Linked DNA regions of Homo sapiens: region 2 is linked to region 1. Evidence: chromatin loops called from intact Hi-C (ENCODE). Cell type or tissue: mammary epithelial cell. All regions are shown on one strand. Links, peaks and the distances in the headings refer to the core of each region. The heading gives the core; the rest is flanking DNA. Region 1 has its middle 35 kb from the start of FTHL17. Region 2 overlaps DMD (dystrophin).

Evidence for each region. Peaks named below come from ENCODE experiments on the same cell type or tissue, not always from the same donor. Only the 100,000 strongest peaks of a DNase experiment are listed, where the experiment ranks them.
Region 2: it touches region 1 in a loop (6-fold over the local background); 6 of 110 quality-filtered maps call a loop at or near these places.

Annotation. Positions count from the first base shown.
Region 1 is chrX:31,029,208-31,045,016 of GRCh38, reverse strand. No RefSeq gene overlaps it. Among named protein-coding and RNA genes, the nearest start is that of FTHL17, 35 kb to the left of the region's middle. In mammary epithelial cell, for the core only: CTCF peaks have their summits at 5,970 (motif pointing left) and 7,951; a DNase peak (open chromatin) is centred at 7,896.
Region 2 is chrX:31,262,127-31,277,935 of GRCh38, reverse strand. The region is part of intron 62 of DMD (dystrophin); the gene reads left to right. Among named protein-coding and RNA genes, the nearest start is that of FTHL17, 200 kb to the right of the region's middle. RefSeq lists enhancers at 10,690-10,739, 10,760-10,819 and silencers at 10,860-10,989, 11,330-11,429. In mammary epithelial cell, for the core only: no CTCF peak of the experiment used is centred there; no DNase peak of the experiment used is centred there; H3K4me3 peaks cover 3,115 bases; H3K27ac peaks cover 3,946 bases.

The DNA of each region.
Region 1 (15,809 bases), core at 4,640-12,639:
AAGACATAATATGAAAATTTAACTAATAATTTTTTAATTTGTACCCCTGATAAAGGCTATGAATGAGAAGTCCAGGATAATAGGAGAGGGTACAGTGGGGGACCTGATCCAATCTAGGACTTCCTTTAGGAAGTAGCTTTTGCTCTAAGTTTTTAAGGATGAGTAGAAATTCACTAGAAAGGATGGGGCAGGGGTAGTTTGAGGTGAGAGAGGAAGACAGAAGAGCACTCCTAATAGAGGGAACAGTATATAAGAAGGCTCGGAGGCTGGGTTTACAGAAAGCATAGAATTGATAGGACGTTTGTTACTTTCTCTACCTATTGCTTTTTTTTTTTTTTTTTTTTTTGAGATGGTGTCTCACTCTGTTACCCAGGCTGGAGTGCAGTGGCACAATCTCTGCCCACTGCAACCTCTGCCTCCCAGGTTCAAGCAATTCTCCTGCCTCATCCTCCCAAGTAGCTGGGATTACAGGCACTCGCCACCACTCCCGCTCATATTTTTAGTAGAGACGGAGTTTCACCATATCAGCCAGGATGGTCTCGAACTCCCAACCTCAAGTGATCTGCCTGCCTCGGCCTCCCAAAGTGTTGGGATTACAGGTGTGAGCCACTGCATCCGGCCCTGTTGCCTTATTTTAATTTCACTATATTGACCTAACTGGTAACCCAAGAAGGAATAAATAGCTCCCATTTACCCCTTCCTGAATGAAAAGCCATAGCAAATCATAATGGAATCCTTGTTTCTTCATCCTAAATCCATAACTCTATCTTGTCAAGGGGAATGAAGTGATGAAGTTCATCCTAGAACCCCAAATCTAAATCTATTCTGTGGTTTCAAATATGCATTAAAGTTTATAACTCAATTTTACACATAGCTTTGTATCACATCCGAAAGTCCAGAGATGAGAATAATATAAATGAAAGTGTTACACTGACTATTGAAATATCTTTCATGCAGAAGAGAACCAAAATAATAAATTGGGGTGTGCATCAAGTTCTCCTTGTGCTGTTAGAGTTAATGCTGCCAGGATGTTTATATTATAGACTTCATCTTTAAAGCTCTAAGATTTGGTCATAAAATCTCTTCCCAGCTGAAATGTGGCATATAAATAAGGTCTCTGCTTAAGGGCTGAATTGCTCTGTTGCTCTTTTAAGCTGTCCTTTCTCTGAATACAACTCTGGGTGACTTTTTAACGCTTTTTGACGCCACCAACCACTTTTAACTTTTTGTGCTTAGAAAAGGTGCTACAAAAGTCACCTTATCATTGCTCTTTAGAATTTTTAAATGGCCAGAAAACTAGGCATTTGTATAATGGAGAAAAGAGTAAATTGCGATCAAAGAATAATTTCAACACTACATTTCTTTTTCTTTTCAAAAAATTATAATATAGAAACAGGGTCTCACTATGTTGCCCAGGCTGGTCTTGAACTCCTGGGCTGAAGCAATCTTCCTGCCCCAGCCTTCAAAGTGCTAGGATAACAGGTGTGAGCCACCATGCCTGGCCTATTTTTAAAAAAATTTTCCCTCCCAATATTCTGGAAGATGTTAGAGCTCTGGTGATAGCGTGGCATATAGCCAGCCCAAGAAAGAAAAAAACACAGCCTAGTAATCGTCTTAAGAAAATTTCAGTATCAATCATATGTGTAAACCAAAAATAAGATTCTAAGCTCCCCAACCAACTGATGAGCCCCCCTCACAGTCAAGGGCATTCCAAAGTAAACCTGAAAATCTAGTTCAGGACACGATGGGAAGAGGGGGTCAGACATGCTCTATTATACCCTACTCCCTTTGGAATTCAGGGACAACTGACCAGCACTAACATTAAAGCAGAGATCTTAAGACTGACCAAACAGACTTTTTGTAGCAATAAGATACATCACATGACAGATAGCAGGATCTGGAATAAATCAAAGTATTTTACCCTGAAATATATTTCTTTGACATATTTTGAAATGGCCCTGCAAGGCTGTCCCTCGGGAAAATCTACATTCTGTAGAGAGTCCCTTTCCCTTTCCAGGTCTTTTCCGTGATATAGGAGAGAATTAACTAAGAGTCATGCACCTTTCAAGGTCTGATAAGAGCTCTGAAGCCTACTACTTGGAGACTTCATCTGCATGGTAAAACCTTGGTCTCCACAACCCCATAATTTATTTATTATTTATTATTTATTATTTACTTTTTTGAGACAGAGTCTTGCACTGTCGCCCAGGCTGGAGTGCAGTGGTGCAATCTTGGCTTGCTGCAACCTCCATCTCCCGGGTTCAAGCGATTCTTCTGCCTCAGCCTCCCAAGCAGCTGGGATTACAGGCGCCCACCACCACGCCCACCTAATATTTTGTATTTTTAGTAGAGACGGGGTTTCACCATGTTGGCCAGGCTGGTCTCGAACTCCTGACCTCGTGATTTGCCCACCTTGGCCTCCTAAAGTGCTGGGATTACAGGCGTGAGCCACCATGCCTGGCCAACCCCTTACTTTAACCAAAACGTTCCTTTCTATGGATTCCAGGTCTTTAGCTAATAACTCTTTCAACCATTTGCCAATCAGAAAAGTATTTGAATCCACCTATGACTTGCAAGCCCCTCTGCTTCAAGTTGTCTCGCCTTTCTGGATTGAACCAATATACATCTTACATGTATTGATTGATGACTTATGTCTCCCTAAAATGTATAAAACCAAGCTGTAGCCTGACCACCTTGGGCACATATTTTTAGGATCTCCTGGAGCTGTGTCATGGATCATGGTCCTCATATTTGGCTCAGAATAAATCTCTTAAATATTTTAGAGGTTGACTCTTTTCATTGACATAGGTCTCCTCAAAACTTTTTTGCATCATATGCCTTTTCGAAATCTAGTTTTTGGCCTGCAAATTCATATGAAAACCAGTATTACCAAGGGTTTTTTTTCCCACTCATTTACTGATTCAATTAGCTGTTGATATTCTGAGACTGGGGCTGCAATTTGGTTGTTAAATTTTTAAACTTTTAATTGTAAAATAATTACAGATTCACAAGAAGCTATAAAAGTAATGCAAGCCAATGTACCCATCACTCATCTCCCACCGATGGTGACCTCTTACATAACTATCATGCATTATCAAAACCAAGAAATTAATTGGCACAATACTATACAATTTACTATACTGCAGATCTTACTCTGATTTCACCAGTTTTTGCATGCACTCATTTTTTTTGTATGTGTATATAATTCTGCAGTATTGTATCACATATATGGATTTGTGAAACCACCACCACAATCAAAACACAGAACTGTTCCATCACTACAAAGGAACTCCTTCATGCGGCCTTAATTTTAGTTATACTTCCTTCCCTTCCTCCCCTTCCCTAACCCCTGGCAACCCCTTACCTGTTCTACATCTCTATAATTTTGTCATTTCAAGAATGTTATATACATGGAATCATTTGCTATGTCAACTTTTCAGATTGGTTTTTTCATCCAATATAATGACCTTAAAATTCATCCTAGTTGTGTGTATCAATAGTTCATTCCTTTTTATTGCTGAATAGTATTCCATGGTATGGATGTACCACAATTTGTTCAACCATTCACTTGATGAAAGACGTTTGTGTCATTTCTAGTTTTGGACTACTACCTGTAAAGCTGCTATAACTACTCACACACAGGTTTTGGTGTGAACATAAGTTTTCATTTCTCTAAGATAAATGTCCAGATGTGTAATGCTTGCTAGTCATGTAGTAAGCATATGATTAATTTTTAAGGAACTGCAATGCTGCTTTCTAAAGTGGCTGTACCATTTTACATTCTTACCAACAATGTGTGAAAGATTCAGTATCTCTGCATTCTTCAGCAAATGTTAATGTCAGGTGTTGCCAGCAATTGTTGTTATTTTAGCCATTGTAATGCAGTGGTATCTCATTGTGGTTTTAATTTACATTTCCCTAATGGTTAGCGATGGTGAAAAATTTTTCATGTGTTTATTTTCCATCGATATATCCTCTTAGCTGAAGTTTCTGTACAAGTCTTTTGTCCACTTTTTAATTGGACTGTTTATTTTCTTACTGTTAAATTTAGAGAGTTCTTTGTATATTCTGGATAGGAGTCTTTGTTGGACATGTGATTTGCAAATATTTTCTCCCAGTTGGTGACTTGTCTTTTATCCTTTTAACAGGGTCTTTTTCTAAGCGAAAGTTTTTAATTTGATGAAGTCCAGTGTGTCCAGTTTTTCTTTTGTGAATCATGCTTTTGGTGTCATATGGGCTGAATTTTTCTTCAGTGGATGGAAATGCTGCCATTAATGATAATAGATTCCATGTATTACACACTTACCAGCATCTGGGAATTGTGCTAAGCCCTTTATAAGCATCATCTAATTTCATCTTTACCTCAGCTCTATGAAGTCCACATGATGACCCGCATTTTTACAAATGTGGTGGCTGAATCTTAGCAAGGTCAGTCACTTGCTGAAGCTCACATAGTAAGCATTTAGTCAAGTCTGGTTTCAAACTCAGGTATATCTAACTCCAAAGTACGCTGTATCCAATGATGAATTAGGAAAAAAGATTCCCAATCCTAAGTTCTGCCCCTTTGCTTTGCTTTCCCAAAAATGGAAGTGGTTAGTGAGGGAGGCCCAGCCAAAACAGATGAGATGCAGCAAGAATCAGTGATCATCATATCTTAAGTTTTAGGTTCTCAAACTTCAGGTCTATGAGACTCACTTGTGGGAAATGGTTAAAAATGCAAATTCCCAAGCTCTTAGCTTAAAGATTCTAGTGCTGCAGAACAGGAATGGGGCCCAGGAATTTGTGTTTTTCCAAGTATCCCAGTTGATTCTGACAGACCTTTGAGAAATTCTAAGTATCTAAGTTTCCAAATGCACATGATACTGCAGCAGCAACATATGGAACAAACTGATTCGAAAGCTCAGGCTTGTGTCTTCCCCAACATACAGCAAAGTTAAAACAGCTGGTTGATTTGATTAAAATGATCAAATCAGCTTTTGACAGTATTGTTCGGTAACTTTAGTTAAAACAGGCAAGTCAGAAAATTCTCTATATGGCCGGGCGCAGTGGCTCATGCCTGTAATATGAGCACTTTGGGAGGCCGAGGTGGATGGATCGCGTGAGGCCAGGAGTTCGAGACCAGCCCTGGGCAAAATAGTAAAATCCTGTCTCTACAAAAAATACAAAAATTAGCCGGGCATGGTGGCGCATGCCTGTAGTCCCAGGTATTTGGGAGGCTGAGGCACAAGAATTGCTTGGAGGCGGAGGTTGCAGTGAGCCGAGATTGCACCACTGCACTCCAGCCTGGGTGACAGAAGTGAAACCCTGTCTCAAAAAAAAAAAAAAAGAAAGGAAAAGAAAAAGAAAATTCTGTATGCCATCATTCCAACATTAAGGAATGACAGCTCAATAACAATGATAATGATGACCATAATAACAGTCTGATCCAATGACATGGGCTGTGCCAAATCTCATTATGAATCTTTTGTTAACCTGGGCCCTATTGCTTTCAATATTAGATGATGTTTAAGTTTCCTTCACGCTCTAACAACCTATAATTTTACTTTGAGGTTTAAAGACAAGTGCATATCACTGTGAACCGGGAGCCTTGACACTAAGGAGAAAGAGCAGAGAGGTAAAGTCAAGATATTCAAAAGGAAGAAGAGGAAAGGAGAGAGGAGAAGAAAGGGTACCTTTGACGCAAAGCTGCCAACTCTTGGAAAAAAAGGGTAGACCACAAAAGCATGCACACATGCACAAAACCCTCATTATTTTTCAGCTACCGCCTATCTAGATCAGCTGCTGTTAAGCCCTGCATTGCTGACATGAGTCAGAAAAGTATATGCTGTAGTCTAGCCGAGATTAGGGGGTTTGCTTTGTATTACACCAGCTTCCAACTACTATTTCACTGCAGCAAAAATGACAGATGAGGGAAAAACACCCCACCCTACAACCTACGGTGGTGTTTAACATAGGAGATGTGCTCCATCTGCTGGTAGAGACGATGACCACAGGCAGAGAGGCAAATACCATAAAACAGAATAAAGACACTCATTTTAAACTGGATTCTGATTGTTTAGATAAAAAGGGCACCTTTTCTTTAAAACACACACACACACACACACACACACACACACAAGAAAGAAGAAACAAAGAATTAAAATCATGACATTTACAAAGACAGAAGCTATGAAGGAAAAGGGGAAACAGACTGGACAGAGATACAGTGGGAGAAGAAGCATAAAAAATAGGCAAGAAAGTGCTGAAATAGCAAAACTGCAGGAAACAAGCTATTTGCTCATCACTTTAACACAGAAGCTTTTTTAAAAACCCCCACAGGATCTGGAAATAATATGCCACGTGCCATGTTGTAGATGCTTCATTTATATTATTATAAGAAAATATTTTGTAGGGATTCTATCCACATTGACACGATTCACTTGAGTAAGGCCAAGTCTTAATATAGAATCATTATACATTTTGTCATTGTCTGGGGATGTACAGACAATAGTGCTGACACTGAAAGTTCGCAGCAATTTGGAAAAGACTGGAGGGGTTGAGGCATGACCAGCCCTTCTGTGCCTCTTGTGCATATAGTTGGGTCTCTAATGACAACAGCTGTTGCCTACCAAGCCCGTCACTCTTTCCAATCATGATTCTTAGGCGTCTAAAGAATCTGATACTTTTTTTTCTCAAACAGAGCTATGTGCTTTTTGACATGCTGATGAATATTTGACCATCACTTCTCACTTACAGGCATTGACAGTGCAAGTCTGCAGTGTATTCTACAAACAACTTTTTTCACATCTCATAGACTTGCCTTATCAATTGGTCTTGTAGCTTCTCAGGATAAAGAAAGCAGAAAAAGGAACACTTAGGATCTACTAGGCACCGGGCTCAGTGCTTCATAGGCTAGTCATTTAATCTTCACACCAGTCTTATGGGAGTCTTTCCAATTGTCCTTATTTTGAAGCTGTCAAGACAAAGCCTCAGAGAAATTAAAGAATTGCCCAAATGCTATTAACTCATAGATCTGGAAAGCTGACCAAAGGAAATATCATGTGTGGACTTTCTAGCATGAAAATACGCCATGCTGGGAACACTCAGTATCATAATAGAAGCCAGTATTTCTCAACTTGTAGAGCTCAGGCCATGTGCATCAGGATTCCCGGAGTTCCTTGTCAAAAATGCAGACCCCTAATCCTCAGCAAACTGGCTGAATCTGAATCTCTGGTGGAGCCCTGGAATCTGCATTTTAACAAGTGCCAGGAGATGACACATTAAACAAGTGTCAGAGATTCTCATTAGATTTGGGAACCATCTGATATGAGATAAATGAACAAACAGAAAATCCATGCTGGGATACCAAAGATGTGGTTTTAGAATTAATGGCATGGCAGAGGCTTTCTCTATTTTTACAGTTCAGGCTGCTGTGCCATGGGGCACAAACATTATTGCTTGTTACCTGGTTAAACTACTCAGATTCTCTGAGCCAGTTTACTCATCTGTGGAAAGGGAATCATAGCTTTTGTCTCACATAGCTATAGTGAGGTTTAATGCATGTGAAAACACTATAAATTCTAAATAGCTCTGTGGTAAATTGTAAAATATGATAAAAAATTCTCCTGCCCCCTACATCCATACCCTTGCAAGATTGATGTCACAGCTCTTCCCATCAAGACGCGGGGCACTTGCCTCTATTTTCTGAATCTGGACTAAGTGATTTGCTTTGACCAGTGGAACAACAGCCAAGCAACATGACTCAAGCAGAGGCTTGAAGACTCTTGCATTTTGGGGTTTGCCCTCTTCCTGTGCTTGAGATCCTGAGGCCATCATGTGACTGAGTCTCAGTTAGCTTTCTGGAGGATAAAAGGCCACTTCAAAAAGAACCACAGTCAGCCAGCTAACAGCCAATATCCAGCCAACTGCCGGACACATTAAGTGAGGCTATTCTGGCTCATCTGGCCACCTGCTGGAACTTCCAGCTAACTGCAGACTGATGAAGGAAACCAGCAGAAATCAGTAGAGCCAGACTAGACCAGAAGAACTTCCCAGGAAGCCTGCCAAATTATGAGCTAAATGATTGTTGCTTAAAGCCACCATGTTTTGGGAAAGCTCGTTACACAGCAAAAGCTAACAGACGTAGGTTCAGGCACATGCTACTATTTAAGTTATCTAGTATTTTGAGCATGGGTTCTGCGGTTTTCACAGACATTGCCCAGAAGTGCAGACTACAGATGAGCAGACATGAATGCACAAATTTTCAGTCAAGTTATTTCATTCTATGGGCACAACGCCTACCGGAAATTGTTTTACAATATCTCCTGAGCGAAGCATCCTATAAGTAGCAGGGAGGTGGAATGAAAGAACCTCTCCCTATTATCCTAACTCATTGTTTTCATAAAAGAAGTTCAGCAGCCTTATACAGAAGGACAAATAACCTAACTTTTCTCCAAGCTGACTGTCAATAATAATCTAACTCCACAAAAGCATGCATAATCTGCTGCATACCTTCCCGTGCACACACTTTCAACACCCTCCTGCTGGCACCAAGATAAATGGCTTCATCAAAGGCAGCCATGGAGCCTTGCAACCTGTTGAGGCAGAAAAGCTTCCTAGGGGATCAGAAACATCCTGATGCCTATATCAAACATCCTCACTGCCATGTGAAGCATCACTGTGCAGAATACATTAAATAAACCTGTAATGGTGAACAGGGCAGGATTGTCCTACGCCGTTCGCCCCGGGAGTCTTTATACTATGATTAAATGCCTTTGATAGGCATTTTCAAAGTGTGTTGTTCCTCTTGCTAAGTATGTTTGGCGAGAGAACACCATCATCTGGAAACAGTATCTGAGGGATCTCATTCAGTGAAACAAGGTGCAAGTGTTTTCTGTCAAATCCATTTTCTACAACCTGAAAAGTAAGCATAAAATCAAGAATTTTTAAACCTTTCTTTCATTCTCTCAATAGATTTAGAAATCGTGCAATGAATCAATACAGCCGTTTCACCATTCATTTGACGTAGAGCAAATTGCAACCCACTCTGGAAGTAAGTGGCTATTTGCAAGGCTGATGCACCATATTCCAATCACATACTCATTCTGCACCCCACACACTTTATTAGATGGTTTGGTGGCTATTGTTGTTTGAGAATAACCACATAACCCATTTTCTTAAATCTATCTGTAAGCTGTGTTGAATCAGGTTGATATCTTAGAATGCCACTGGGTAATCCAAAATAAGTCTCAGGCTCCTTCTGCTTATTATGCACAGGATTGAATATGTTCACTTACACTGTAGAATCTCAAATGCCCTTTTGAAAGCCTAACAGATTTTCTGGATATAATTTGGAATTTTAAGCTTCATTCAAAAAAAATCAAAATTAGTCTAAATAAAAAATCACCATTAAGTCAATTAATGTGAGTTCTAGAACCAGGATCTTACTGAAAATTTGCTCATATCAGATCAACTGCCACTGAACCATGGTTAGTTAACAATAAGCTTTTATTTGAAAAGTAGATAATAAAAACCAACTGAAGTTGTGGTAGAAATATTTAGGTGCTGGATACAGTCCTGTGGTTGGAAGTGGTCCAGGCAACAAATAATGAATCCCCACCAGAAGGAAATGAATAACCAGTAGAGAATGAAGAAATAGAGAAAACCATCATGTGGGCACAACCAGAGGAGAGAGAGGCAAGCAGATGATATTTGAAGCCATGAGCATGGTGAGCTCTCCCCCGAACATTTATAGAGTGACAATAGAATATTGCTAAGGACAGCACTCCAAGGAGCATCTCTACTAAAAGTATAGGAGGAATATACTCAGTATGAGAGACAAGTGGCCAGATAGGTAGGAGGAAAACCTGGGTGCCCTGTATCACCAAACCAAAGGCAGAGAATGTTTCAACACAAAGAAGATGCCAAGAGAGCAAGTAAGGAATTAGAGGAAGGAAGTCTATTGAATTTAACAAGAAAAATTATTAGTGACTTTGACCAGAGCTGTTTTTGTGGTATGGTAAGCTCAGAGATGAGACTGTAGTGGGTCGAGGAGTCCATAGTAGGTAGAAAATGAAGAAAGCAAGAGTAGACAATTGTTTTAAGAAGTTTAGCCATAAAACATGTGGGAGAAAATGGAAGAAACGGAAGAAGTAACAAGAAGAGAACATAGGATTGGGAAGCCATGCTAAGAGTGGGAAAGGCTTAAGTGTTTCTAAATGTTGACAGGAAGGCACCAGTAGTCAGAGAGGCTGGAGACAGGTGTTCGAGATAGAGACAGAAGAGAAAATGGATGATAATCTGGAGATGGTAGAAGAGGGGCCAGAACACAGAGGTAGAATTACTCTCAGATAGGAGGAGGGACACCTCTTCCATCCTTACAGGAGGGAAAAAGAGAGAAGGGTATAGTTGCAGAGATATTTATACGTCTGGCAGCCAAAAATTTTGTGCACTCCCACCTGATGACTTTTTTCTCAGTGAAGTAGGAACCAAGATACTTCTGCAGAGATTAAGGGGGAGAAGCGAGACCAGAGGTATGATGAGGGTAGAAAAAGTGGAGACTAAGAAGGAGCTAGTTGACTAGGAAACATGAAGGGATTCCTGGATGCATGGAAGGTGGCCTCAGGTGAAGTTAGATGTCATGGATTTATGGCGACACCAGTGGTGTGATTTTCTCCAGCAGTGCTCAGCTGTCTACATATAAGCAAAAAGCAGGAAGGTGGATTTATCCAAGAGTAGAATTCATCCAAGAGAGAAACACTGATTTGTTAGACAGGCAATGGAACAACGTTGTTCAGAATCCTGGTGAAAGAGAGGTTACATTGATGGACCACAGAATTTAAGCTAGATGGAGAAGGGAAGATAGGAGGGAGCTGATATTATATAGGGGAAATTAGTAGGTCAAGTGAGGAGAGGTCACTTGAAGTTAACCAACAGGTGTGGTGGGAGTAACTGGGGGAGGGGAGACACTGAGATTGTTGTCAGAATGGGCTATGTAAACATAAGATGCCAGAGGTGATACAGTTCTAAGAGTGACGAGATCCAGAACAGGGCCATGGGGTGAATGACTGAAGGGGAGTGTAGGCACAGGTCATGGAAGAAGAGAAGATCCACAGCTTGAAATGATAAGGGTGGTTTGTTCTCTACATGGGGGGCAACCTTCATGGGATGATGGCAGGATTGGGGTGGACAGAAAACAACGGGTCATCACTGACTGAGAGGAAGTGGCAAGGAAGCTGGAAGATGACAAAGATGAGGAGATGCAGAGAGTGGCATAGTTGCACTGTGGGAGTCTCAAAAACCCAGAGGGTGGGGGACAGTCTGGAAGAAGAATGAAGAGGCAGGTGAGGGCCTGCATGCCTCACCTCCCAACCTCACACCCTGCTAGTGGGAGACGGAACACCTCCACTTGAGAGACCACAGCAACGGGGTTATAGCTAGGTCTGGGAGGAGAGTGAGCACGGATGTAGGAAGCTTTACTGTGGGAGAGGAGTTGCAAATGGTCTGGTAAAAGTGGTACAGTGTGAGTGGAGAGGAGTGGAAAAATACCTGGAAGGATTCACAGATCACAGCAAATCAGGACCAAAGAAAACTGTGATGTGTGGCATGGATGGTTTGGCTGGCTAAAAAGTTTTCAACATAACTTACTCCATCTTTCTTCTGGTAGCTGGAGAGAAGTGTTAGGGCTGGCTCTTCAGGTGTCTAGGTACCCTGCAGGTAAGCTTTAAGTTTACTTGTTGATATGGTTTGGGTGTGTCCCCACCCAAATCTCATCTTGAATTGTAGCTCCCATAATTCCCACGTGTGGTGGGAGGGACCCGGTGGGAGATAATTGAAACATGGAGGCAGTTCCCCCCGTACTGTTCTCCTGGTATTGAATAAGTCTCAGTAGATCTGATGGTTTTATAAGGGGAAATCCCTTTCACTTCATTCTCATTCTCTCTTGTCTGCTGCCATGTAAGATGTGCCTTTCACCTTCTGCCATTATTGTGAGGCCTCCCCAGCCACGTGGAACTGTGAGTCCATTAAACCCCCTTTTCTTTATAAATTACCCAATCTTGTGTATGTCTTTATCAGCAGCGTGAAAACAGACTAATACATTTGTGAATAGCATTTTGTTTGAAGCACATGAAATACTACTGTTTACTATTTTTGACTGACAAAAATTACAGTGTTATATGGTTCAACCTAAGAGTATCTGCATACTAAAGAGAATGTTTATTTTTTATCAGTGGTCTGGGATTGATGGGCTGCTGCTTTCTGCTAATTTAAGACTTTGCTATATGGAGCTAACAGTGGAGGCAGTAACTCTGGTCTCTTAAGTTACCAAAGCAGGGAGCACTCATCTCCAACGTCGTATGTTCTGGTATCCAGGGTGGTTAGCAGCAGGAGTGCATGAGAGGAGATGCCTGCTTCCCAGGGATGGATATCAAACTGTTCCTTGATGACTGGAGCCCAGAGGTAAGAGAATAATGCAGCTGGGAATGTGGGATTTGAGGACAGAGGTTAAAAAAAAAAAAAAAAAAAAGACTGCGGGTCTGAATAGGAGGAAAGAAACAGAAGGTGACAGGAGGCCACAGGGAATGAGATCAAAAGAAGGAAAGCAAAGAAGAAACAAAGGTAAAAGCTCAGAAAGTACCTCATATCAGAAACAACATCTTTTCCCTAGGAAAGGAAGTGCCGCCTCCCCCAAAACCAATTTCAGTGGCAGGAGAGGAAAGGCATGGTACACAATGAGGAGAGAAAAATAACTGTGAAGAACTTTGCAAAAATAAAGAGTTATATAAAGTCCCAATAATAATAAATCACCTTGCCTGAGGTATGAAAACCTTAAAATAACCTGAAAAATCAAAACGTGGAAGAGAAGCAGGAGGCATTGACTAGCTTCCAGAAGGTTTGTGTGCTTGCCTTAAATTCCTCCCCCTCAACTTTTCCAGCCAGGTTTCTTAAGGGTAAACCTCAGTCAGGTTTTCAGATGAAAATAGATCTGGCCCCTGGTTAAAACTGCCACCCCTAGTCCATGCCTGCCCCTGGGTTCATCAGAAGAGAGCACAGACTCTGGGAGAAACCTCTTCCTCTTCCCTGAATCTGGCACCTGCCTTCTGGAATACTGATGCATCTGTTTTGTGCAGGTTTTCTCTCTCTCCTTTTGTTCTAGAGAGAAAGAGAGAAAGAGAGAGAGAGAGATTTTTAAAAAATAATCTTCATTCCTGGAAAAAAAAAAAAGAAAGAAAAAAAAATAGGCCTTTCTGAATTCCCAGTCCTGGAGCTCTGTTCTTTATATATCTACTTGTTCCATTGTTAAATAAACCTACATATTTAAGGGTGACACATTCTCTTAACTAATGCCTTGTCATGCCCATGTGCCTTGCTAAAAATGGACCTTGATGGCTGCTGTTTCCATTTTTTTCTAAGAAATAATTTGATTATTTTTATCCTGCTTCTCTCTATCACCACTCACAAGAAAATGGTTGTCTTCTCGCAAAAACAATGTTTAAATAAGCCAAGTGTTCAAGCATATACAAGACAGCAGGTTTAAAAAAAAATCTAAGTCACACATCTCTACTCACTGCCTTGTGAAAATTAGCTTCAAATTTGGAGTAAATGCTTTCCAAAGTAAAACTGTTTTCTGTTAAACTTCTTAACAATATTACGTCCATCCCTACATCTTAGTTTGTGCGGACCTGAATATCCCCTAGAAAATGGATAATTTAATAAAAGCGGGTGATATGAATCACCCAGGGACAATTTGAATTATTATCTGTAGATAATTCATTATGCACATATTTCTAGTGAGATCCTTAAATCAGCAGGGCTTCTTAATCAGAGACTTTCAAATTTTGTCTGTAATAACTGGAGACTTGACCCATAAATCAGCAAATAGGCCAGCAGGCTCACCACATGCTTCACATTTCTTCTCAGGAGAAAAAGACACTTAATTATCCTGAGGTCACAAAAGAAGGGAAAAATGGACATGAAAAGTTGTCGGGAGTTTTATAGCAAAGTATAACTAATTTCAGCATTTTCTCAAAAGTGGCTCGTGAAAGGAAGACAATGAAAACATTTGAAATCAAGTTAGGCGTTTTATACAGAGAAAGGAAGATGTTTTAAATATTTACAGGAACAATCTTACCAACCAATGCTGTCTCTCACTTCCAGTAAGATGATTGTCCCAAATTTGAACAATTATTTTTTCATGTTACCAGTTTTGCAAATGAAATTTCTAATCTGGAAGACATGGGTAATAGAGCTTAATATAAGGATGAAAATATCTACTTGCAGATTTGGAATATAGGACCTTTTCATTTTAACCAATATAAGTAATGGTAATAGATAGATCATATTTCTCTTCTATTTCCAGTGTCTTTCCTTCCCCCCACTTCACTAGAACCTCTCAGTTACTACTCTCCTCCCTTCCTCCCCTTCAGGTCTGATCCCTCCACCAGCCATGGTAACAATATGCACTGCATTAAGGACTCTATATTGATCTCAGGGCAATGGAAAGCACAGTGTGAAGATGGGGAAACTCCATGGAATATTGCACCAGAAGACTTAGGTTCAAATCCCAATGCCCATTAGTACTATGTAGAAGATACTGTTGGTGCCCTGCCCAAACACCCTTTCCCTGGAGGGTGAACTCATCTCCTAGCTACTGTAGGTGTAGGCAGCTAACCACTCACTCGCAGCTGACCCCTTTTCCAGGAAATTGCCCTCAGACAAAAGCCAATTCTTCAAAGAGATTAAACCCCCCTAGCCTCCCAGGGGCAGCCACTGGCCAATGACTGATTGACATAGGGGTACAAAAGGCCAACCATCTCAAGGAGGGGCTCATTCTGTGCTCCTATTTATGCTCCATGCCGCCTTGGCCCCACCCTCCATCAACTTAAAGTCAGCCTCAAACCTAGACCACATCCTTGCTTAACTCTCTTCCCTGGTCCTATCCTGCTTTCCTCCTTCCCCTTCTCCTGAGGGCACTTGCTGAATAAGCCACTTAAGGATCTCCACTTCAGGCTCTGCTTCTAGGGGAGCCTGAAGCACTGTGACCCTGGACACTCACTTAATATGTCAGCAGTTCCCTCCCATGCAAAATGAGGACAATCATACACATCTCATGGGATTGTTGTACAGGTGAAATGAGAAAACTTGTGCAAAAACCTTTGATCAACCAAGCGCTACTTAAATTTAAAGGATTAGTATGTGTTAATGTAAATATAAGACAATGTGCGTGTTCCTCTTCCCATAGACAAAGTGGAGTGGAGTGCACCTCCTTAATAAAAGAGCTTCTTCACTTGGCTTCTGGTTCTCTTACTTCTCTAGATCTCTGTTGCTGTCTCTTACTCCTGTGCCCAGACTCTAAATCCAGGCAGCAAGCATAGGTCACCTATTTCAGTTCCAAGCATATGCTGAGGTTCTCCACATACTCATGACTTCCAGCTCTAAATATCCAGCCCTGACCTCCCTCTAGAACGCCACACTCATATTGCCTATGGTCTACTTGACTAGATAGCCACATGGCTATCTGACAGACATCTCACATTTGACGTGACCAAAGCATTGCTCTTGATTCTCTGCCTCTCAGTCTGCTTCCCTATCCCTGCCTACCTTCCCCAACTCAGTAAACAGTAATGCCGTGCCCACCTTCCCCAACTCAGTAAACGGCATTACCTTCCAAAGAGCCACTCAAGTCAAAACTCTATGAATTATTGTTGATTCTTTTTTGCTTTCACTCTTTATATCCAACCCATTACTAAGCTCTGCCAACTCTTCTTCCAATCTCCACTTCTCCTTCTCTCCATCGTCACTGCTACTGCCATAATTTAAGAGATGTGAAG
Region 2 (15,809 bases), core at 7,430-15,429, 230 kb before region 1:
GGCTCATGACCTGTTACCCAGATTGTGAGCATAGTACCCAATAGGTAGTTTTATAACCCATTTTCCCCACTCCAACCTCTACACTGTCATATTTTCTATTCTTTTCTGTTTCATTAAGAACAATACTGGTAATGATCCACTATATAGATTTCATGACGTACTAAGGGTTCATGACCTGCAGTTTGAAAAACACTGTAGTTAGTTTTATCTCCACCTCAGGCCAGGTCATCAGAAAGCTGCATTCTTAGACCACTTTGCCTTGGCCCCCATAAGATTGCCTCAACTCAGGTGTACCTCGGCATCATGTTCCTGGCTTATGTCGAGGGGCACTGAAAACTGCTGAAGGGATTTTTCTGAAAGTCGACACCATGCAGTGTCTCCCACCTTAGATCCCATGCAGATCTGTTTATTCAATCTAAGTCATTCCAGACTTGGATTTTCCTTTGTTTCACTTACACTCTTTCCTCCTTATCAATAATCCAAATAATAAAATCGATCATATTTCCTTTTATATTTTTTCTTTTGCTTTGACATCTACAAAGGCCACAACCAAATTATACCCACCTTTTAAAACACTTTTTTACTGAAATATATTAGGCATGTAGAAAATAAGGGAGATGCTGGTTAAAGGATATGAAACTTCGGTTAGGAGGAATAAGTTCAAGAGCTCTATTGTACACCATGGTGACTATAGGTAATGAAAATCTAGTATAGTCTTGAAAATTGCTAAGAGAGTAGATTTAAGTATTATCACCATAAGAAATGATAAGTATATGAGGTAATGCATATGTTACTTAGCTTGGTTTAGCCATTCCACAGTGTATACATATTTCAAAACATGTTATACATGATAAAGATATACAATTTTTATTTGTCAATTAAAAAAAAAGAAAAAATGGCTTAAACTTATACAGTTCAGTGAATTTTCACAATCTGAACACACTCATTTAACCAGCATCCAAATAAAGAAACAGAACATTACCAACCTTTAGAAGGCCCTTTGTGTGCCCTTCTGATAGTTACCTGTCCTCCAAGGGTAACCACAATCTTGATTTTGAACACCATTAAATATTCTGGCCTGTTCTTGTCCTTTATATAAATGAAATTGCACAGCATGTACTCTTTTGTGTCTGACTTCTTTAAACCTGGATTCATCCATGCTGTTGTATGAAGTGGTGGATTGTTCATTCTAATTGCTATGTAATATCCCATTGTGTCAATATCCTGCAGTATATTATATACTCTACTGTGGATGGGCATTTGGTAGAAAAAAATGATGTTATAAACATTCTAAGACATGCCATTTGATGAATATATGTATGCATTCCTTTGAGGACTATATCAAGGGGTAGAATTTCTGGGTTATAGGGTCTGTGTGTGTTCAGCTTCTGTACATTCTTCCAAACAGTTTTCCAATGTGGTTGTACCAGTTTGCACTCCTACTAACAGAGCATGAGAGTTGTAGTTGCTCCACATCCTTTCTAACCCTGTGTTGTTTGTCTTGCTCATTCTGGTGGGTATGCATAGCAAAATTTTCATAACCACATCATGCACTGTGATCTTCAAAGCTGTGTTCTGGCTGGGCATGGTGGCTCACACCTGTAATCCCTACACTTTGGGAGGCCAAGGTGGGCTGATCACTAGAGGTCAGGAGTTCGACACCAGCCCGGCCAACATGGTGAAACCCCGTCTCTACCAAAAATACAAAAAAATTAGCCGGGCGTGGTGGCAGGCACCTGTAATCCCAGCTACTTGGGAGGCTGAGGCACGAGAATTGCTTGAAGCTGGGAGGCAGAGTTTGCAGTGAGCCGAGATCGTGCCACTGCTCTCCGACCTGGGTGACAGAGTGAGACTCCGTCTCAAAACAAAAAACAAAAAACAAATCTGTGTTCTAAATTTTCCTCGCTTCTTAAAGTTTTATGCTATTTATATTTCCTTAGTGCTGGGTTTTATTAATTTTTAAGAGTTATACATTGTTATAAGTTGCCCTAAAGCCTTTACAGAACAATGCACAGTATAAATATGTACATAGTATATACACAAATATGAATCCATGAATGCACAGCTAATAGGGCCATTATCAAAAATCCTACACTTTTCCTTTTCCTCTAGCCCTCACATTCAATTGGCTCAAAAGTAGCATTGATTTTATTCTATAACCTGTCATGAATTCAGCCTCTCCACAAATTCCCAGTGCTCCTTTCTTAGTTCAGACTTTCATCCACTCTTAACTGGGCTGTTGTCATCATCTACTTGGCATACATTTCCATTCTGATCCCTACCCTCTTTTCCACCCTTGTTTCTTCCCACCTCAAATTTAATTCTATTTTAAAAAGAAAGATATTCAAAAGTACAGGTGGTGCCAATTTTTTCTTCTCTATCCATCATATGCAAAGAGGCTTCCAATTCTTTGTCGACCTGTTTCTAAGGGATGAGAGTAGGTCAAGCTGTGAGGACTTCAATTCCCACGTGAAGGTCTTGTTCATATTAACTCAATAATGTGCTTTGATGTCCTAATGGGGAAAGTAGTATTTTCTGCCAGTTAGCCTTCCCAAGATATCAAATCCAATATTGGCCAAATACATTTTTGAATTCCTAAAAAGCCTAAACTGATGTCGTAACACAGCTGTATATTAACATAAAAACTCTGTACCTTAGTAAATTATTAATATGAGCGATTAGCTCACAGAGTCAATGTAAGAAACTTGTTTCAACTCTTCATATTCTAGCAAAAAGAACACACACACACACACACACACACACACACACACACACACACAAAACCTGATTTAAGAACTAACTAGGTGATTAAAGCCTACTTAGTTTTTAATTGAAGTGCATATTCTCTAATCCCAAGAGGCCAAACTAATCACCTTTCCCTTTTTGCTGCTTTTTTTCTCTCTATTTCTGTAATTATTATAATCTGTCTGATACTGTGTTTAGCTATATATGGGTCTATCTTCTCTCATTAGATCATAAGCTCCTTAAGGAAAAGGCCATATTTCCTTGGGATCCCACTTAAAAAAAAACTGGATTACAATGTTGAAATTTTTATATATTTCCATGTCATTCTCCAAACACTCCCCAGTTTTTACCAACCATAAAGAAAAAATGAGAAGAGTTTAAATGATAAGCAAATACATATGTAAGTGTTCCATAAATACACTATGTTTGAAGTTATTTAAAGAACTTAATATAGGATAATATTTAATAGAGAAACTTAGTCTAGATAGAGCACATAAAAAACATTCTTGGAAATTTGTGGATAAATAAAAGTTCCTTGCATCTGTATTTTCCTTTCATCTTGAAAACATGCCTTGACAAAAGTAAGCCAGAGCTGGAGTACAAGATTCAGACATTGGTAGATCATTAATTGGTTAAACTGGATTTTATCTTATTTCCCCTTTTATGGATCCCTGTCTTTGTGTGGAATTCCTGCCACTTGCTGGCTGTTCAAGGCTTGCCACCAGGAGACTTTCTCCATCAAGCTAGGGGATATTTCTCCCTCACTGTCCCCCACCAAATCAATATTCACTTGCTCTCTGACTACTCCAGGTTTCTGCTGTCTGAGAATATGAACATGGATATACCTTTTAACATGCGTGAATACTATTCATATTTTAATCTCGGCCCCACTGAATGATAGCAAACGCTGTGAATTTTATGCCTATCTCAGGCTACAGCTAGTGCCTTATCTTGCACACACACAAAAAAAATCTTACTTTTCCTACTTGCTTCCTTCTTAAGTGTAAAAAGCAAAAAGAGGAAAGGTGCCTTTTGTAAACTGCTAAAGAGCAGTTTACAGAAGAGCAGTTTACTAAACTCAGACCTCTCATTTTCCCTCACACGACAATCTAAAACAGAATGTTAAAGTGAATTTATTTGGTTCTGTATACCTAACTATTCCTGAACATACTGAGTTCTCTTTTAAGAAATCATACCTGCCTGACAGGCTGCTTTGCATGAACACAGCATTCCCCAGCCTTCAAATTGCTGTCAGAGCCGTTGTGTCATTTTGACCCACAATATGGCAGTATTATCCACATTCTATAGATGAGTTAACAAAAGCTTCCAAGTGGTTAAGTGACTTGCCTGTAAAGGGTTAAGTGACCCACCTCTAAGGGGTAGAATTGGTCTGGACACTCTGCCCCTCTATCTTCATGCCTTTGCTATAATACACAGCTACGCTTGCTGAAGATTAAGGAAGCTGCTTTTGATAAAGCGTGATTCTTGTAGATATTCATCTCAGGAAAAAAAAAAAGAAAAACGCTGGTGTCTTCATCTGTAGCATTTGATTATTACATTTTCCTTATCTGTTTCAACTTAGGATGACTTCCTTGTTCGCTTAATTGACTGGTAATTCCTTTGTTTACTTTTTTCCAAATCTCAAGAAGCAAGTCTAGAGTATTAACAATGGTTACATTAGCATTTAAAATTTTTTTTTGAAATTTGAGTATTTCAGAAAGGGGTAATTTAGGCAGGCATGTATGTAGAACTTTGCATTTTAATTAAAAAGACTCAAAATGAAATGAACCTCTGACAGTAACAGATGACTACTTCTAAAAGCTGCATTACTACTTGATATATGCTCAGTATTTTCTTGTGGGTAAGTCCTACGACTTGTTTCAAGAAAAGTGACAGGACTAAAACAATTAAAAAAGACAAAGCTGCTGTTTTTTAATCATATGTTCATAAATAAAACTAGGTTGTGAATTGTTTCCAGAGAAGCAATTGACAAAGTATGAGTAAATCACTCTAAGAACTAAAGCTGCGTTGATTTTTTTTAATGTTCAACCAAACATCTATCCTTGTCCAATGATGAATTTTCTTTGACAAATAAATATTTACAAAGTATGAAATATAGACTCTGTGCCTTTCCTAAGGCCAAAGCATACTGTTTAAACTAAAATTTAATTTTTTTTCTCACCTCAAATACACCAAAATAAGAACATAACTAAAAATTAATTCTCTCTTGTAGTAGACTGTCCATTAATCTTTTGTTAGATAATATTAGCATTGTGAGTGTCAGGTAGAAAGAAAAACTGTAATTTCTAGATTGATCAGAAAATGTGAGTATTTATGGATTTGAAGAAAACAATAAAGTCTGATAAAATAGAATTTTCTGTAACCTCCCTTATGGAGTCAAGAAGGAGGAATCTTTCAACATCCTCCCATTTTGCAGTGAAAAGTCTTCATGCAGTAAATAGTTTGCTTGGGTAGATCAAAGGGTTAATTTACTTCTGATTTGAGAAGAGACGCAGACTTCCCTGATTTTTTTACAAAAATGTGTTGTGTGGGAGGAAGGTAGAGGCCTCAGAATGAATTCACTAATTGGGGTTTTCACCTGCTGTGAGTCTAATCGAATACAAAGCCTTATTTGTAGCTGAAGAGGAAGAGAGATTATGCAGAGTGTAAGAATTTCTGCCCAGTTTTGAAATTCCGCTTATTTGGCACAATCGGTGGGGAAAGGCAGACAAATAGTTACAAGTTTGAGCTGTTAAGGTAGACCAGGAATGCTGTAGTCAGATATACTTGAACCACATTAACCAGTGATCCATTTTTAGCAGGAGGTGGTGTGGGTCATATACATGGGTTATCGCTATAGCTGGCAGGCTAATAGGTACTCCAAATTCTTTCCCATGAAGCAACCGTCGGCCTGTGAGGTTAATGAAGTATGGCTTTATTTTAGTGAAGATGCTAAAATTCACATCTTTTTAGATGTTCGGCTTGATATAGGTGGCTCTGTGAAGCTTTGAGAAATCTTATTAAAAGAAAACTGTGTGAGAGTGAAGCAGAGCTCGACTTTATCTGGAACCTGTCTGGTGAAATCTCTGGTTTAGATGGCAGCTGGCTCACAGAGAACTTTCCTGAGTCTGGCTTACTCTGCCTCCCTAAAGAGACAGGGCCTGGAAAAATAGGCTTTTGTGTGGGTGTGAAGTGCTCTGTGTCTGAACTTAGAGGCCTCTTCATTTGCTGGTTAATGTGACCTGGCTGGATATTCTTACATCCAGAAGATGTTGGTTTCAGATTGATCTAGGGGGATTGTTATATATATATTTCAATTAGTATGCTATAATATTTGCCCTAACCAGCAATGATTCACCATACACCAACCCATTTGTTAGATGTCTGAGTCACTGTTCATGGTTAGTACTTGTACTATGCAAAGAGGAATATGGAATTCTTATGTCTTTATTGTATACCCAAATGCTGACATTTTACTATAGAATATGTATTCGAGTTAATTGAAGTGATACCTATACTCTAAATGAATTTTTATAAAGTGATGCAGGTTATACTAAAACTTAGGGCGCACTATAGATAGAGAGAAGCTGAACCCTAGGAGTTGGTGAAGTCTCTCGGGACCATCCCTCCAGGCAAGTACCCAGTTCAAACCATTCCTTGTCTTTGTCCTTTCCTATGCCACTCTGCATTTTTACACAGCTAGCATCAGGCCAACATTGAAACCACATGCAACCCAGAAAGGAAAAAGATGTGTTTGTGGAAGGTAGGAACAGCCTAGTTTCAGCTGTTGGCCCTTCACAGCCTCCACTAGATGGGCTCATTCGAACCCAAGACCCTTCCAACAGTACACTGCAAATCCATAGCTCCAATTCAGACATCTTCCCTCTGAGCTCAAGACTCAGATGTCCAACTGTCTCTTGGATACCTGCACTTTTACATCACCACCTCCAATTCATTATGTTCAAGACTGGATTCATCATCTCTTTCCTAACCCTCTTCTGCCCCCTCCTCCTGAAATTCCTAGCTCGGAGAATGCTACTCATCCAATCTTTGTTGTCACTCAAGGACAATGGTCCTTAACCTTCACTGCATATTAGAATCACTTGGAGAGTCTTAGAAATCCTAATGTCCAAGACCAATTAAATTAGAATCTCAGGGTGGTGAGACCCAAACATCTAAATTTATTAACAATCCCTGAGTGATTCCAAAGGGCGGCCAAGCTTGAGGACTATTGCTTTACTTCTTCCCTCTCTTCCATTCATACATCCAGTCAGTCAAGACTCCTGTAGTTGGAACCTTATTGTATCATTTCTCCACCTCCTCTGCCACTGCTGTAATTCAGATCCTCCTCATACTGCAATCTCCTTGTACCTGATGTCTGAATTTCAGACTCTTGTCTTCTGATCAAGCCCCCATACCATTGCCTGAGTGATTTTTCTAAAAGACAAACCGGACAGAGCCACACTCATGCTTTAATTCTTTCTTCCTTAAAAAGCTCCCTCATACCTTTCAGGATACAAGTCAAACTCCAGATTGTCACACTAAGCCCTTTCCAGTTTGCCCATTTCTCTAACCCTTATCTTGACATTCTCTCCAAAAGATCAAGCAGACCGTTGAAGCTCTTGTAAAGAACAAGCTGGTTGCATCCTTTTTACCCTCACATCTGCTGTTGTCACCATCATAATTGTTGATATGCCTTTACCCTCAAAAGGCCAGAAGCTCTTTGTGGGCCTACAGAGGAGGCTTCTCTGAATATTTATCCAATGACTGAGTCTCATCTGCTTTTTAGCCCCAGAGTGGGGGGATCTGACTTTCTCCTCTATCAGTAGTCCCCACTCAGCATCAAGTCTATTGCCCCAGAGGGTGGCTTTGGCTGGATGGGTCTCAGTTTGGTCAGGGTCCTGGGAGAAACAGATGGTACATTCAAACGGAACACTTGAAGAGAGTATAATGAAAAGGCTATTTACAAGGCTCTAGGCAGGCTAGGAGAAAAAAAAAAAAACAAGGAATGGTAAACTTTTGCCCAAAGGGATAAAGGGAGGAATGGTTTGCGTAACTGGTGGAATGCTATTGCTGTAGGAAAGGACTGGCCAACAAGACTTGTGGCTGCAGGTCAAGGAACTCAGCAGCTGCCAGGCCAGAGATCAGTAGGAGGGAACCTGAAGAATAAATACCCAAACATCACCTTCCTCCTGTCCTTTCCTCTCCTTCTGTAGGCCTTTCATCACTGCCTCCCAATTGGCTGAAAGCAAAAGGAAGCCAAACGGCAGGAAAGCCTGATTGATGTCCCCACAGAGGTCCAACCTCCTGGGCCACAGAGCAGAATGGAGAAGGACAAAGAATAGAGATGGATGGGAGAATGGGGAAGCATCCTGCACAGTCCCTTAGGTCAGAGATGCCCTTATTCTCTAAAGATACCCTCAAAGTTTAAGTGGTTCAAAGACCAGAGTTTTGGCTACGGGAAAATGTACTGGGTCGCCTTCTTTGACCTCATCCCATTTCATTTCTTCTTTATCTCTATTTCTAGCAAATTTACTCTTCTCTGCTCTGAGCCATCAGTGAGATTGTCTATGAGTATACTAGAAAAAACACAGACCTTTCTCACAGGAAAAGAAGCCATGTCTCTTCATGGCAGCATAGCAGAATAGCTAAGCGCATGAGTCTTCGAGCTGGATTCCCCAATTCCAATCCTTGCACCATTCTAGACAGTGGTACTGGGAACAAGTAGGTCATGGCTGATTCTGAAGTCAAAATTTTAGCTGAAGTTTGTTCTGGTAGCAGAGCTTCAGGCTCTTTTCATGTCCGTGGTTCATATCAAAACAGTAATAATAATAATAATAATATAATCAGAAGGAGGAGAAGAAGAAACATCTACTATAAACAAACAATATATTATCATACATGGCATCACTACATAATTTACATATGACACGAAGGTATATCAATTATGTTCTTTTCCAAATGCTTTCCTCTAATAAGCAAAATTCATAATCTGACTGCAATTGAACAACAAAACAGTCTCTGTGATGCCCGCGTCATTTCTTAATACTTTCAGTATTTAATTATAATATGACGTCAAGATTTGGGAACAAGTCTTCAAGTGCCTATAACTCCAGTCTAAAAAAGAACTTAAAGATGTATTTTTGAGGATTGCCATCTGTCAATTTTTTTAAAAAGTCTGAATAGTGATTTCTTATTCCATTCTTTTTTCTTGTCAACAGATTATTCTTAGTAGTTTTCTAATTGGACACTGAGAAAAGAGACTTAAGCATTTATAGAGAAGCGTGTCAGAACTCCTGAATTTTGAGCAGGTAATTTAAAAGTGTAAAACAAACAAACAAAAAACAGGAAAGGAAGAGAGTGACAAATGTCTTACTATCCAGGTGTTACAAATCCTTAGTTTATCGATTTGTAATATTTACAAATGTCCATGCTCTGAGGCTTCTGTCTTTTCGTTGAAATAAACATAAACAGTAGTTAAGTGATTTGCCACACTGACACAGAGATTGGTGTCTCTGATTTACTGCAAAGGGCACTACTTCCTCATTACAGGACACTAATCCCTCTTCCCCAAGGATCGGAGCAGACCTAGAATATACTATTAGACCAAGGGACAACTTCAGCCAAAGCAAATCTTAGTGTGCCCCCCTCAGACCGTAATAGCAGCTGCCTCCACAACTCACTAGCTTAAAATTGCTAAAGGGCAACACTAAGTAATCTCAGTGTATGAGCCAGAATGCCAGAAGAAGTGCCATATTTGCTTAAAAATAGCAATACCGATCATACTTACATGCACATATCTTTAGTGATAACATTTACCTTTATATTTGGTTTGTTAAAGGTAATAAAGAATCCTGGCATTCCCTTTTGCTTTTGTCCAGATACTTTATTTTTGCCTCTTTTGCCATGCTATAGCATTAGATAAAGCAAAACGGGTGTGCTTCCACCTAAAACATTCTAGGGGGAAAAATGTTGAGCAGAAAAGGATTATTTCAAAAGAAGCCGGATATGGTGGCATGCACCTGTCATCGCAGGCACTTGGAGGCTGAAGTGGGAGGATTGCTTGAGCCCAGGAGTTGGGAGACCAGCCTGGGCAACACAGTGAGACCCCCATCCCTTAAGAAATAAATTTTAAAAAGGGGACCACATTTAAACTGTAGACCGAAGTGGAATGAATCAATCGGAAAGGAGAGTGGAAAGCAAATGTTTGAAAGAAAATAAAAAGAAAAGCAAGCCAACAAAATAAATGGACAAAGAAGGGCAGTGAAAATATCACTAACAGTTTATCGTAAGATGCTCTTTGGATGCTAATCTAAGGTGTTATGTGAAGTTTGCAGAAAATTCTTGTGCTAATGAAGGCTTTCTTCTTCTTTTGAGTATTTCCAAGCTTGAAATAATTGTGTGTAGTTAACTTCTATCATCATACTGCAAACTCTAAAATTAGAATTATTTGAACTGTTCAGGCCCTGTAACTTTTCCAATAAAATATTCTATTAGAAACAAGTTCCTTCTAGATCTTCCTAAAAGAATACTAAAGGACCAAACCGTGCAACAGCACTGGTGGTATTGTCTTAATTTAGAGAGTCCATACCAGTGATTCTCAAACATTAGTATGCTCAGAGTTTCTGGTTCAATAGGTCTGGGCCGGGCCCAGGGAATTTTCATTTCTAAGAAGTTCGCAGGTGATACTGATAACTGCTGTTCCCAGGGTCTACATTTTGAGATCCGCTGCTATGTCACAAATCCAAATCCAAAGTCTTTTTAACAATCCCTTTTAGCCCAGGATGAGCCTAACGGCAATTTCACGTCCTTATCGCCGGCCACTTTAATCTTCAACTGAGGAGGAAGGGAGAGTGAGAATTATGTATATAATTTTTTTCTTTTATTTTTTAAAAAGAAAACTCCAAGCCCACACTCTTAATTATCTGGGATGAGGTCATTTGCACCTGGGTCATTTATTTAGACAACAAGTAGTCTTGCTAGAGGCTTTAAGGAGGTGTTAGCAGAGCGGTGTGTGGCTTCCAGGTTCCTGGGTCTACCTTAAATCCCCATCCTCTTTCTTTCTTTCTTTCTTTCTTTCTTTCTCTTTTCTTTTTCCTTTCCGTTTTGAAAGCCCCAACTGCCCAGTCTCTGGGTGTCCGGGTTCCCAGGTCCCTAGGTGGGGGCGGAGCCCGACACGGCCCCGCCCCGTCTGCCCGCAGCGCCCCCTCCCCGGCCCGCCCGCGCCGGCTCCTCCGCAGTGCTTTCAGCTGTGAGCTTGGGCGGCGGCGGCGGCGGCGCTCCACTTTCGGGGAGCCCGGCGGCTCTGGGAAGCTCACTCCTCCACTCGTACCCACACTCGACCGCGGAGCCCTTGCAGCCATGAGGGAACAGCTCAAAGGGTAAGTGGATCGCGGCCCCGGCCCCGTCTGATGGCCGCAATCCGTGCACTTGTGGCGCGAGCAGGGGGCAAGCTGAGGCGGTCAAAACTTGGACAGGCGCGGCGGCTGGACCCGGGGCGCCGGGCGGCTGGGCGTCTAGGAACCTCTCCCGCGGGTTCCCGCGGCGCGGCTGCAGGTGCGCCCCCGGGGTTTCTCCCCAGGCGCCGGGCTAGTGGGGGAACCTCTTCCCTCGGCTTTGGGACGGGCTCGGAGAGAAAAAGCTGATTTCTCCCCGTCCCCAGAGGGGATAACGCGTTCCTCACGCGGGGATTGGGGCCGGGGGAGCTTTTCACTCCTTTCCAGGCTGCCAGTGTGGACGTGAGCAAGGCTGGCTGTTCCTAAATCGTCGCTCTTACTCGTAGAAGGAAGGGGCGCACGCGGCGCTACCTTCCATTGCACTGCAAGTGCCAAAAGGTCAACTTTCTGCCTGATTTCTTCCGAGGATTCCAACTGACATTTCCCTCGCTGCATTTTCTACCGTGCTCATTCCATGCCCCAAGACCTGCAGAAATCAGGAAAGAAAGAACAAACAACTAAAGCCCAGAAGTCAAAGATTTCAGGGGGTGGGGATTTTTGTTTGTTTGGGCTTTTTTTTTTTTTTTTTTTTTTTTGCCCTTCGGGATTGGGTGTGGAGTCATTTCTAGGGTGTTCTCTCGCATTTCTCCAGGTGTCTGTGCTCATCTTCAAGCAAAGTTTGTCACTCCCAATCCCAGCACGGCAATAAAAAGGGCAGAACACTTTGCTTATATTAGTCAAATTTGAAGTTAAGTTTGAAGCTTTAAATTGAAGGGGTTTAGTTGCTCGAGGGAGGCATAATATTAATTATAAACTGTTTTTACATCATGAAAAAAATCCATCCGATTTAAGTGGTGAACTTTTAAGTGGCGTCTTTAAGTGAAATCTACATTTTTCCTTGGGCAATAAACTCTTCTTGGTCTTCTGCTTTATCCCTGTCATCTCTCCTTGTCACCCACCCCCCCCCCCCCCACACCCCCAATCAACCTTTCTTTTTTTGCCTAGCTTTTTTATTGCCTTTTACTCAAGCCCCTCTTTGGAGGATACATTTGCTGTTGGAGAAGCGAGTGGAGCAAATGAAGCAACACGGTTATATGAAAGGTCTCTGACCCTTGAACACCGTGGAATTGGTTTCAGTCATCATTGTTTGATCTCCGATTGGACACGACCCTGAAAAGAAATTGCTTTGACCAAAGTTGAGGGTGGGTAGGAGTTAAACCTTGAAAAGCAAATAAAACGGAGGACAACTAACAGCTGGAACAGCCACCGAGGCAATCATCTTTGCCCTGGCTTTAGCCAGACAGAATAAAATGGTAAATATCCCAGGGAACAAGAAATGGGGAACTAGAATGGATTTCTGATGCTTATATTGATGCCCACCCCTCCAAACCCCTGCCCCACGGTAGCAGAAACTTTAAAATATATTTTACCATCCACACCCTGCCAGTATTCCAGCAATGCAAGCCAAGTTCAACAATTCAGCACGCAAATGCCAAGGTTCCTCTAGAAAAAGAGTCTGATCCTCAGATTAAAGGGAAATCATTTGTGTGTGTGGATCAATGGGCTCCAGATTATATATGAAACCAAACTCTAATCCTCTGCAAATCGCAAGAGAACGCTCCCTTTTTATATTGCTGCATAGCGATTAGTTTTCTCCCTGGGAAGTAGTGGACAGATAGTTTTTTAAAAAGGCAACTGTTTGGAATATTTTCAGTACCAAATAACAATGGTGGCAGAAGAAATCTTATTTTAATTAGGCAACTGCCATTTTCCCAGCCACAGCAGTAGATATTTGTTACTTTTTATAAGTGTTTAATGTTTGTTTTTAAGAAACTAAAAAAGCAATTCCAATAAGTCTGATTATTCCAGCACTGACAGCAGGAACAGCTCTGAGGCAGTTATAATAACCTTGCACACTACTTGAAACTAAAGCAGGTGAGAGAAAATTTAAATTGTATGGTAGGAAATTAGGTCAGCCTTGTGCTCAGTAGAGTAATGCTTTAATTTCTTATTATTGACAAGTAGGTGTTGCTGGGGTCTTTTGTCATAGTCGATGACTTTATATTTTAATTTGCATCAGGGTCCTATCACCGCCTCAAATAAAAGGGAAAAAGATTATCATGGTTTGTAGAAAGAAGAAGGAGAGGGGAAATCTTCGTATAAATACTGCTCAGAGAGGCATATCTGATGCCAGGCTTTGGAACCAGCAGGGCCAAAATCAATAACATTTTTTAAAGATGTAAAGAGCGTTTTAAGGATTATTTATGAAGCTGATCTCTGTGTTAATGTACGTACAGACTTGTGATCTATGTTGAACATTGTTGTTCTCAGAAAGGCCAAACAAAGATGTACCCATTAACATGTGAACAGGTTTCAGAATTTCCCTTTTGGTTGTTCATGGTATATGGGGAGTGTATTTCCGATGTGGAGAGTGAAATGCAGAAAAGAGACAATTACCAAAACAGTGCCACCCACCCTTCCACTCCCTCCTCCCTAGCACACCGTGTTTTTCTATATCGTCTGCATATTCCAGGTAAATGTGGGCTCTTCTCATGGAGTTACTGAGAATTCTCTACTGTTTTAGAAGGCAGGCACAGAGTAAGAAACGAAGCTGTAAAATCGGTATTGATCACAGACAAAAATGTGGTTTGTCCTTCAAGGTACAAGATAGATATGAGTTATGCAGATTTGTGCTTACAGTTTCATCCAGTCCATATTCATAGTTCCTATCTATTTTGGAGGGTTAAATGTGTCCCAGTGGGGCTCTGGATTCATCACAGGTAGAAAATAACAAGCCGTGAAGTGAATATTTGGTTCGTCATATAGTTACCAAAGAATCTGAAGGTTTTTTGGCTACGTTGCCAAGCATTTTTAGCATTAAATGATTAAAAGACTATTTTTCTCGTTTTAAGAATTAGTCACACCCTTTATTCTTTTCTTCTTTCCACTTGTGCTCACTTCTTTTGCTTAGAACTGATTTGCAATTGAAGTGAAACTAAGACTGCAAAGGTGAAATCTAAATCTGTTTTTCTAGTTCTTTTGCATTGCTTAGAAATAAAAGGTTTGTGTGTTGAAGGTGAGAAAGGTTAGCTTCTGGAATTGTTTGAGGAGTTCATTTATCTATGTTATTCAAGTCCCCCAGAATCACAGATAACTGGGAGAATAGTACCTATCAAGGACTAGTATCTTAACTCACAAATGGGCAATGGAATTGGGGGCTTAGAATTTCCTCCTTCTTCCAGTAAAGGAGATTTTCAGTTTTGCCGAGGACTGATGGATTAAAAAAAAATAATTTCTAAAACCCTTTTCATAATTTTAACCTTCAAAATAAATTCTTTAAAAAGGCAGGAATGTATGTATGCCAACAGTCATGAAATTTCTTTAGAAGATGGGGAGCTCCATGAAGCCCTCATTCATTCTATGTGGGATTCTCCTGTAAATTGTACACACTGTTTCCCTTTCCTTTTAGAACTGTGTTTGGTACAGGTTTATTTCTTGCCTATGTTCCTCTAATTTGAAGTCCATTCCAGATGGTGGCTTTTCACCGTGGTTCCCTGTCTCTGTCTGATCAGGCTTATCAGCTCAGCTAAATGTTTTTCTGCAGACCTATAGAAGATGCTACGGTCCTTACAAATATCCTGGAGATGGGACATTGTTGTTACACAGTGTGACTAGTAAGGGCCTGTGTGAGCCCTTGTACATGTGGGCACACATGTGTGTGCTTCCTCTCTTCGCTCTTCCTTTCTCCCTGGTGCTTATATCACATCTGGATGACCTTTGGAAATAGAGGAGGCCTGAATGCAGGGTGGTCTCAATAGAAGGTAACCTTTCCTTGCTCTGCACTTATATATGGAATTGGTATACACTCACTTTCCGAGCTGAGAAATGCCTGAGAACAAGCAACACTTTTTCCACGAAGCTGCAAGCTGCAGCCTCCTTGTGCTGTGCATGTAAAGTACCAGTCCTGCCTACCCCTTCTCCAGATCATAAACCGGCTTGGTCATGGGGTGTCCTAAAACCCCTTAAAGCATAGAGACCATATCTCCTGCTCTTCTTGCTCTTTAAGACTTGAATGTCACTCTGTTATATTCCCTCAACTGATAAGCCCTTGTTATAGTCCTCAAATGTGAGTTGTCTCTATGGAAAAGTAAAACTGAAATAAACGTATTTGGAAGACAGTGAAACAGCACTTCACAAGTGAACATTTTCTTGCAAATTGATTTCAGTAGCCCTCACTGTTCAATCACTGACTAGTAAATATTACAGGGATGGTCTTTGAAGTTGTACAGTTTGGATGATTTCCATATGTCTTTATGAGGTTTATGATTGTGTTCCATTTCTTAAACCAACTTAAACGGTTGTTTTAACTTATTTTTTTTAAACATAGGTGATAACATGTAGTGTGTTGGTTTTGCTCTCTAGGAAGGGTCTTTCTTCGCCTTGATTGACTTAATTACAGTTGGATCCACATCTATATTGTAATCAACTAATAACAGATTTGCTTTTAATAGATGACAATTTGAGGGGCACATGATACCAAAAGCGACCACATATTGAGCACCAAATGGTGCCGGTCACTTACCTATTTCAACTAATCCTTTAACCCTCCAAGGTAGGCAGGCTTGCTTT